Linked DNA regions of Homo sapiens: region 1 is linked to region 2. The links are chromatin loops, found by intact Hi-C in ENCODE. Cell type or tissue: Calu3. All regions are shown on one strand. Region 1 overlaps RELN (reelin). Region 2 overlaps RELN (reelin).

The links. Peaks named below come from ENCODE experiments on the same cell type or tissue, not always from the same donor. Only the 100,000 strongest peaks of a DNase experiment are listed, where the experiment ranks them.
Region 1: a loop joins it to region 2, with 2.8 times the contacts of the local background. A loop is called at or near these places in 1 of 110 quality-filtered maps.

Annotation. Positions count from the first base shown.
Region 1 is chr7:103,911,914-103,916,913 of GRCh38, forward strand. The region is part of intron 2 of RELN (reelin); the gene reads right to left. Among named protein-coding and RNA genes, the nearest start is that of RELN, 75 kb to the right of the region's middle. In Calu3, no CTCF peak of the experiment used is centred here; DNase peaks (open chromatin) are centred at 2,888 and 4,238.
Region 2 is chr7:103,859,405-103,864,404 of GRCh38, forward strand. The region is part of intron 2 of RELN (reelin); the gene reads right to left. Among named protein-coding and RNA genes, the nearest start is that of RELN, 130 kb to the right of the region's middle. In Calu3, no CTCF peak of the experiment used is centred here; no DNase peak of the experiment used is centred here.

The DNA of each region.
Region 1 (5,000 bases), 53 kb after region 2:
TTAGTGGGTGCAGCGCACCAGCATGGCACATGTATACATATGTAACTAACCTGCACAATGTGCACATGTACCCTAAAACTTAAAGTATAATTAAAAAAAAAATTTCCAATACTATATTTTAAAGATAGTGTTGAAAATACTAGTTTTATGTTAATTGCTTAATCTCTATTAAAAATATGACATGAATAGCTGAATGTTTAAGAGAAAAAATTACAAAGAAAAAATTCCTACACCTGTTCACTACATTCCCCCCCAACTTGGATTTAATCAAATTTTGTCACTTTAAGCTTTTTTTTTTTTGAGACAGAGTCTTGCACTGTTGCCCAGGCTGGAGTGCAATGGTGTGATCTCGGCTCACTGCAAACCTCCACCTCCCGGGTCAAGTGATTCTCCTGCAAGTACGTGGGATTACAGGTACCTGCCACCATGCCTGGCTAATTTTTTGTATTTTTAGTAGAGATGGGGTTTGACTATGTTGGCCAGGCTGGTCTTGAACTCCTGACCTTGTGATCTGCCCCACTTGGCCTCCCAAAGTGCTGGGATTACAGGCGTGACCCACTGTGCCCAGCCTTTTAAGCATTTTTTAACTTAAATGATTGTATTTAGAATTCCTAATTATTACAGAACAAAGAAATGAAACACATAGAAAATTACAAGAGTTTAAGTAAAAAAGTGCTATAATGGCTGATGTATTAGCTGAGCAAGATTATCTAGGAAGTACAAAGACCTTAATTTATGGAAGGTCTAACAATTTGAAATTTGGCTGCATTCATCAGACCTGCAAACCTGATTCTCAGGTTTCAGAGCCAGAATATAAAAAATTGGGTAAAATCTCTATCTTTTATAACCAGAATTCTAAATCTTGAGTAAATGCATTTCAGCCCTGGAAAAGGAACAATTTTGTATGAAAGGATATTCAAATAATCCTTCATTGAGCGACCACAATGAGCCTTGAAGATTTACATGATTGAGCTGGAATTCAAAGTCAAAGACAAGAGAGAATCATTTTTTTTTCTGGGATGCACAAAGAGATATCCATAATTAAACATCACACTTCCCAAGGGCAGCATGTTTTCTTATATTGACAAGTAAAATGAGGTATTTCAAATCAGGCATTGCTGGCTTACAGTCATCTTTTGCATAGCTATTGTCTTAACGTATTTCTGGCTATTAGGCATTTGTCTATTTTTGGTCAGTGAGGCATGCATGCTAAAGAATTCTGGCTTTGCATAAAAAGCTGTAGTAATGTTAGTGGAACTACATTTCTACAGCAATATCTTAAGTATAATTATGGACATTTTGGCTAGTCATACACACATTTTACATTCAAAGAAGAGTAGCTGTAACTTTAGTGTAATTAGTACAATTAAAATAACTACTACAAGTAGGAAAAAAACTTTCAGAAGTACCTATTTAGACTTACTAAATGCTTTACTCTGCCTTATTTGTCACAGCTAGTTAAACATATTGCACATTAATCCTGTGATATGTTGGGGAAATGCCAAATAAACCACATTTGCTTAACATTCCATCAAAAAAGTCAGAGACTAATGATAGATTATGTATTCAATAACTCTTTTGTTCTAGGTCAAAAAGTGCCACATTACTTTAGCCTGACCCTACCATAACTACTAACTACCAGAAAGCAGCAATATGTAGAAATTATGCCTTCTATAATTTTCCTCTACTTTCCTACCCTAATCAAATTAAATGTTTAATTTTGTTTTTAACTTGTAAAGAATATGTTAAACTTAGATCAAATACCCCAAAAATTAATGTGCTTTTTTTCAAAAGTGGCCATTTTATTTAAAAAGACATTTTACCTCCTGCTTTCCATTCTAAACATTATTCATGAAAATTAACTTTGTTATATAATATCCAGGCATATTATCAAATTTTACTTTTAAAGTTATTTACTACTGTCACATAAATACACATAATATTATTTGGATATTATCAGAACTTAATAAAATATCTCACCTACCTATACATCCATATAAAACATATGTCCTATAAAAATGCAAAGGATCTAGTGTAAGACCTGAGCTATGGAAGTCGCTGATGGGCTCTGCCCAAGCTCAAAAGTGTCTTTGGACCATTAAACCAATGATACAGGGTTGCCTGTGAGAGGAAGGCTAGGTGCAATTCAGGCTAATCAAAATATATTCTAATTCAAGTACAAATCGACTTTTTACAGCTTTCAAAGTTACCATAGGAAATGTCTTGAAGACCAGGTCTCTTAAATAATTTGTAACAATTTTATTCTTTGTTTGTTTGTCTTACTAGCTAAAATCTGAGGCAATATGATATATGCATTTTATATGTTCTCTCAAAATGTGCTTACAACACACTTAGGAATGATCTTTAATGATTTTCCTTATGTAAAGGAACTGACAAATGACAGTTTGTCAGTTCTGACAAACTGACAAACCATCAAATGATGGTTCCCCGCAATGACAAATGATAGTTCCTTAATTCAGCCAAGTCTCCTCAAGTCATCTCAACCTATATATCCCAGATTAATTACATTTCAGAACTGGTTTTTTCTTTTTTTGCTCCCCCTATAGGAAGTGTATATAAGCCCTGGACTAAGGAAATGGTCTGCTTCAGTTTCCAAGATTATAATCTGGAAAAGCTAATTTTATCGAGTGTTTTTTTATGTGCTAATGGCTTTACATAAATCACTTCCTCCTTTAATTATCAGGGCTACCCAGCATCTTATGAAGAAGGTAACCTTATCATCATCATGTCATATATGAGAAAATTAAGCTTAGAGAGGTTAAACGACTTGGCTGAGGCACATAACTAAGAGATGAATACTGCATCTACAAGCAGGTCAATGTGACTCACAGCCTGAACTCTTATCCCCCCACATCTGGCTCCTTCTTGTTGCCGATGCCCGCCTGTACTTTGGACACCTTACACGCCTTGCCATATCAGAATTTTTAACCACAGAACAATCTTTCTGAACCCCCTACTGGGCTCTCCAGTGTTTTCTCCATACTGACCTCAGAGTGATCTCTTTAAAATGAAAGGTTTGTGGAATCACTCCTCAGCCTAAAACACTCAATGCCTTTCCTTTCACTTAGGATAAAGGCCCCAAACTTACAATATCCTGAATGGTCTGGCTCTAGTCTCCTATCTAGCCGTATCCCCTTCCCTCTTGATTCCAAGTCCAGCCACTCCAAGGTTTTCTTTCAGTTCCTAGAACATAGCCAGCCTCTTCCCACCTGTGGCCTTTGCACCTGCTGTTCTTTCCTTTGGGTATGCTGTGCCCCACCATCCACAGACCTTTAGTTAATAATCTCTACTCCTTCATAGCTCTACTCAAATACCATTTCCTCAGGAACACCTTTCCAAATTACACCACACTTTACTCAAGACTGGATCTAGTTTCTCTGTCATACCCTTTCCCAGCACTCAGTACACTTCTTTGCCAGCCCCTAGCAAGGTTTGCTATGACATATTTACATGACCATTTAATCAACATCTGTCTTTCCAATAGAATAGAAGTCCTCACACTTTAACATGGATCAACATCACCTGGAGTGTTGATTTCAAAAAATGATCACAGGATCCCACCACTAGAATTTCTGATTCACTGTGTTTGAAGTCTACAATTCTGCAGTTACTGCTTTCCAGGTGATGCTGATGGCTGGATTGGGCACTGATCCAGTACAGTGGTTCTCAATCCTGGATAAACATTAGAACCACCTAGACAGCTTTAAAAAATCACCAATGCTCAGGCCCTCACCCCCAGAGGTTTTAATTGGACTAGGCTGGATCCTAGAAGGTCTTATTCCAAATATTGCATACTTATACTAAAAAAATTTTGTTTACCTAAAATTCAAATTTAACAAAGTGTCTGGTAGTTTTACTTGCTGAATCTGACAACTCTACTTATGAATCCTGCTGTAACAAAACAGGTGGTATGTAATATACTTATGTACTTATATACATATGACTATGACCTGACCCTTCCTCTCTGCAGAGCAGAAAAAGGATGGGACTAAATAAGTGGAATTTGTAGATCTAAGAGGACATTTTTCCCCTGAGGTTTGGACCTTAGAAGTAGTTACCAACAGACTGTGAAATCTAACCTGGGATCTTTTTAAAATACAGCAAATTCTCAAATGTGAAATCATTTAAAATGATGACTGAATGACTTCGAGGTTTCCTTAAGCTGTGGGCTGTGGACCTCATCTTGGGCAAGCAGTGACAATGCAGCATCAACACTGTTGCTCTGACATCAGCCAATGACTCATCTGGGCAGGGCTACTGCTGGGACTTGACACTTCATATATCAAAAGGAGGTAGAAAATTTATTTATTTGACAAACATCATAGAAAAAAATAAAATGTTGAACACATAACTTTGTGTCTGATAATGCAATTCTATCCTTCTCACATCTATAGATGAAGTCCTGTGTAATCTTTCAATTTTGGAGTAAGATCAGTAATTTCATATCCTACATAAACTGATATATTAAGTTTGCATTTTTGATGCTGTGAAGGATCTACTTAATCCCAGCCTGGCATGTTTAACAGCATTATGGGTAAACTAGAGATTCCTAAGTTGAGACTCCTCTGAGATTAATGGACATCACGTGGTCTTCTGTTTTAAGGCCTCTGATTTAAGGACAGGTCTCTGATTTAAGGACATTCAAATATTTTAAGTATTAAATAGGATTCTTCTAAGAATACTCATAGAACTCAATAATTTTATCAAATATTGCTATCTTCTGCTTTATACAATGTTCAGTTGCCAGATTTAACACGACACTTTTCATTAACCATAATATTTTAAGAACTGTTTATGAGAACAGATTACTGAATGATTGCGTGGACATCAGAGCAAATTCCAGCCACTTAAGTAACAGAATATGGAAATTTACATGAACCCCAGAGGACCAAGTATAATTGCGGCAGTGGAGGGAGAGAATGAAAGAAAGTTCATCATGCCAAGATCAAGGTTAGCTGCACATTTACATGACTTATTTC
Region 2 (5,000 bases):
TGCCTCAGCCTCCTGAGTAGCTGGGACTACAGGCACCCACCACCACGCCTGGCTAATTTTTTGTATTTTTAGTAGAGACAGGGTTTCACTGTGTTAGCCAGGATGGTCTCGATCTCCTGACCTCGTGATCCGCCCACTTTGACCTCCCAAAGTGCTGGGATTATAGGCGTGAGCCACGGCACCCGGCCAAAGGTTTCATATTTAATCTTACGAAGATTTGATTAAAGATAATATAAATAGAATATTAATTGGGTTTTTAACAACATGGCACACACTATATCCAATTTCATTGCATTCCCCATAGTGAAACAACTTTATGGCACTTGAACTTTTCTTCACAAATTATAGAGTTCCAAGCCTAACTTTGTTTTCATATCAAATGTTTAGCAAGTTTTTAAAAATGTGAGTAAGTGGAGCATAGAACACAGTAAGAAAGGTTTCAAGATTTGTTTGGCTATCACTGAGATTACACAGATAAAAGAAGATATCCAATGTAAGACACCAAGATGACTTCATTAAAAAAACATGTTCACAATGACAACAATTAACATTCCTCAAATCCCCATGAACAAAATATCAACCCTATGTAAGTAAACCATTAAGCTCTATCCTCTAAAGGCATGTAGTACAATTACTTCTTTTATTGGCGTTAAACATGCGAGCTTAGCCACAATAAATTAAATCAGTCATACGTTGTTCATTATATCACAAATATCAATGGAAATTCTTAATATTCCCAGATGTTTCTATCAATAGAAGTTGGTAATTAATGATGACAAAACAAAAATCCAAAATAACTTTATACTCAACTCTCAAAACACTTAATATTCATCATATCATGAATTCTGTGAGGCAAATATTTTAACACTTTTTTACTATATTCCCTAAGGGATTAAGGTATTAAGTTTTTGTTTTAATTATAATATGTAGCAAGCCAATTATTATATGGAATAAGGCAGTAAATGAGATCACGCTGCTTTATTGTTCCTTTGATAGTACTGAAACCTGAATGTTTAGATGCAGAAAAATGTGTAATGAGGACTTGTTGAAGAACTCTCTCAAGTGAGGAGGTAGTTTCATTAGGCTAAAAATAATAATAAAATTAGAACTACGTTTATTGATGCTTACTATATAACTTGGATTTTAAAAAAATCCTCACTGCAACTCTGTGAAATAGCAGCAGCAGTATGGCAGACGTGGCTTATATTGGCTAGAGAAAGCTGATTGTACACATCTCTTCCCAAGATCCACCTGTCTCGGCCTCCCAAAGTGCTGGGATTACAGGCATGAGCCACCGCACCCGGCCCCAATTATAATTCTAAAACAAAAATATCAAAAAGAGTTCTATGAGAAAAACTAAAACTTAGCAATGTATTATCATCATCATCATCATCATTAAAAAGATAAATGACTTGCTGACTTCTGGTCAACTTCCTCCAAGTAATCAACATAACTTTGCTATGAAAAGTTCATGACACCTTGAGGATAACTACCATGTTTTTAGCATTGTAAAATTTAATAACAGGAATATGTATATAAAATGCAAAAATAACAAATATAACAAAAATAACAACAAAAATCTTATATCCTAGTTGAGGACAAACAATATTAAAGCACAAGACAGAAGATAATTGCCAATTTACAAATGCTAAAGTAATGACAGAGTAGGATGTATTCTCTTCTCCTTGCATAAAGTGAGGAGGGACTTTTAAAATAATAGTTTCTTTTTTTCTGATATACACAGTTATTATCATTGAAGGTACTAAGATTCCTAGAAGTTGGTGTTAAACTACACTTTCAATTCTCTGTGAAATCTTATCTCAAGCAACTACAAATATTATTCAAGTTTTTTAAAAAAATAATTGTCTCAAATCCCTGGTATACTAATAGGCTCTTGGGGTTCAAAATGAGGAAAGAATGCAACATACTACAAATTATTGCATTATTATCAGTTTGGGGATGGGAAGGGAAGAGGTGGGACTTCAAAAAGCCTAAAGGTTGGCAGAGCCTATGCTATGAATCACAATATTTGGAAATAGGTAAATTTTAGGTGTCTCAGTAATAGGTATATTTTAGAGAGTGGCACGCTGCCTGACTATATACTAGGTAACATGTAGTTGCTGCAGTAAGGCTGGCCATTTTGAATCAGGGAAACTCCTGCTCACCAAAAGGAAAAACCTGTTTACATTCCAAAGCAAAAAGAGAAGTTCCACATACAGGAAGTTGCCAACAGTGTCACATATTGCGAAGAGACCCAGAAAGGTGAGAAATCAAAAATAGGTCATTGGATTTGGCTCATAGAATGTCACTGTTGACTTTTATGAAAGTAAAATCAATAGTATGATGGACAAAAGAAAGCTTTATAATAAGTTATGAAGTGGGGAGTAGAAGATGAGGAAGTGAAATTACTAAGTGTAGTATTTTTACATAAAGTTTGGTGATGAAGGAAAGCTGGGAGGCATGATGATAGTCTTAAGGCAATGTAAGATCAACTACAGGGTTTATTTTTTGGTTTTGGTCTTTGGAGGATGTTTGTAAGCTAAAAAGAAGCAGAAGAGAGGAAGAAATTAAAAATAAAAACATAGAAGTATGCAAAAATAAGGTGAAGCTTTGCCAGTGGAGGGCTTATGAATGAATTTGGTGGCTGCCCATCAGTTACAGCTCACTGTGGTCATAACTCCAACCTCTCTTGGATAAGGTCAAGATGTAGGAAATCCGAGGAGAGTGAAATAAAACAAGTATAAATTTTCTAATTAAAGAAGGAAAAAGCTAAGATTATTCAGGTAGTACAGAATGGCTGACCTTTCAGTATATGGATCTGAAAGTGCTTGACTGCCAGTAAAGTTGAAATATTGCAGCATTATCTGAGTATTTGTATGTGATTGCAGTTGATAGATGTTCATAGTCTTCAGGTGGATAAAAGGCAGCTGTAGCTGAAAATTAATTTGTAATTTTGGTATTGGCCATCCTATTATAGAACTAGTCTCTTCCATTTATGCTTTTGTTCTATCTATCTATCTATCTATCTATCTATCTATCTATCTATCTATCTATCTATCTATCTTCTCAATCTTTCTCCCTCTCTGGCTGTCTCACCCCATGTTCTTCCCACCCCTGTCTCTCTGTTCCTTTCACTCTCATGCCTCTTTATCTTATTTTTTCCCCATTTCTCTTTTAGTGTTTTCACCTTTCAGGTTCTCTGATGGTTCCCACTCGTATCTCCAGTGCATGTCATATGATGGGTCTTCATTACATTTCTACTGAAATAAAAAAATTTAATTTCATGCCACAAAGTCTTCTCTAAAGTCAAATGTATTGAAACAGAAAGCTGAGAAAGAACAGAAATCTAAGCCTTGGATGTCCATTGGCAGCCAGGACACTGTCTTCCAGCAGTTGGGTGACAGGAGCAGATGGTCTAAAGGTTGGTAAAAACACTTGATTTGTTGCAAAATAGGCAGGAAATCAGAGAATGGACGTGGCTGTTCTCTCGGTAGAAGAATGTAAGGATTACTTAGGGAGAGCCACATATTGAAGAGTGACCATCTATTCAAGTTCATCTCAACAGTTACTGGGGGTCAGAATGTCCAACAGGCTAGGCAGCTAGAGCGCTGAAACAGGCCAAACACCAAGAGGGCAAAAGGAAGAAAAGCTTTAAGAACTCAGTCATCTACTATTAAGACAATAAAGCTCATCAAGAGAGACTGAAACGAATAAGCAACAATGTGCGCCACCAGCAATGATCAGCTTGGCAACTCTGATAAAAAGAGGTGGATCATTTTGAGTGAAGGTGTCAAGATGCTTATGAATCTAAAAGAGACATGACGCATAAAAGCAAGAGGAATAATTATAATCATTATAGTATCTTCAAAAGACATTTTTGACACATGAACCATATGAAAGAATCATAGAATGTTAGAGCTGGAAAGGGCCCTGGAAGCATCTGACCTAATCTCCACCTTTTACAGGTAAGGAAATTAAGGCCCAGAAACATGAAGTGATTTGTCCAAGGACACAGAGGTCATTAGTGAGAGAGAACAAACTGGAATGCAGGTCTCCAAGGCCCAGGCTGCTATTCCAAAAATCCTGTATCCCTGCAATGGGAGTAGTTTTTTAAACAGCCTCACATCAGTTTTCTTAACCACATCTTCACATCAGTTTTCTTAACCACATCTTCACAGGACACTAACCCTTAGAGCTTTGAGGAAGAATTTTATAAAAAGCTTTGGAATGGGGCTGAAAGAGAGGGCATCCAAAGGACCCCAGGTGCATTCAGGACATTTCCTAACCTAAATCTCCTCTGAGATTAGTAAAATGGACATTATTAGCCCCATTCTACAGATGAGGAAGTTTCACTCCAAGACCATACGATGGAATAACATCTTAAATTTCACATGAGATAAATCCTTTGCAATCAATTTTTTTTTTTTTAGAAAAAAATCCTCTAAGTTTTGCAGCACTGGAAGAAATCACTGTTTTGTTGGCTGAGCACCAGATTAGGTAGCAGGCTTTCAGGAAGATGACATGTTGCACAAAACAAATGGACTTTAAATAATACACTTTAAACAATAAAGTTACACCCAGCCTGGGGATGCTCACACTACTGGAGCCATGTGAGAACTCAGACAAACTGAAGGAACAGCAGATTCACATCTTGCTTTTCAACTTCACTCAGAAGTGTGTGCTCTCTAGATGGGCAGGTAGATAGGATCACTCACATCATTTACTTTTTACTCTTCTGTCTCTGTCAACCGTAATTGAAATCTCATAACTTAAACACACCTATAATGCAACTTTAAGCGACTAGCCCAAGTTCACACAGCTAGTGTCATCTCAGACCTACATGTATGTGGTATCTTGAAAAAGTTAATAACTGTTTTTTTTAATTGTAGTAAGAACACTTAATACGAGGTCCACCCTCTTTAACAAAATTTTAAGTGCCCAGTGCAGTGCTGTTAACTGCAAGTTGTACAATGCTGTGCAGCACACCTCTAGAAGTTACT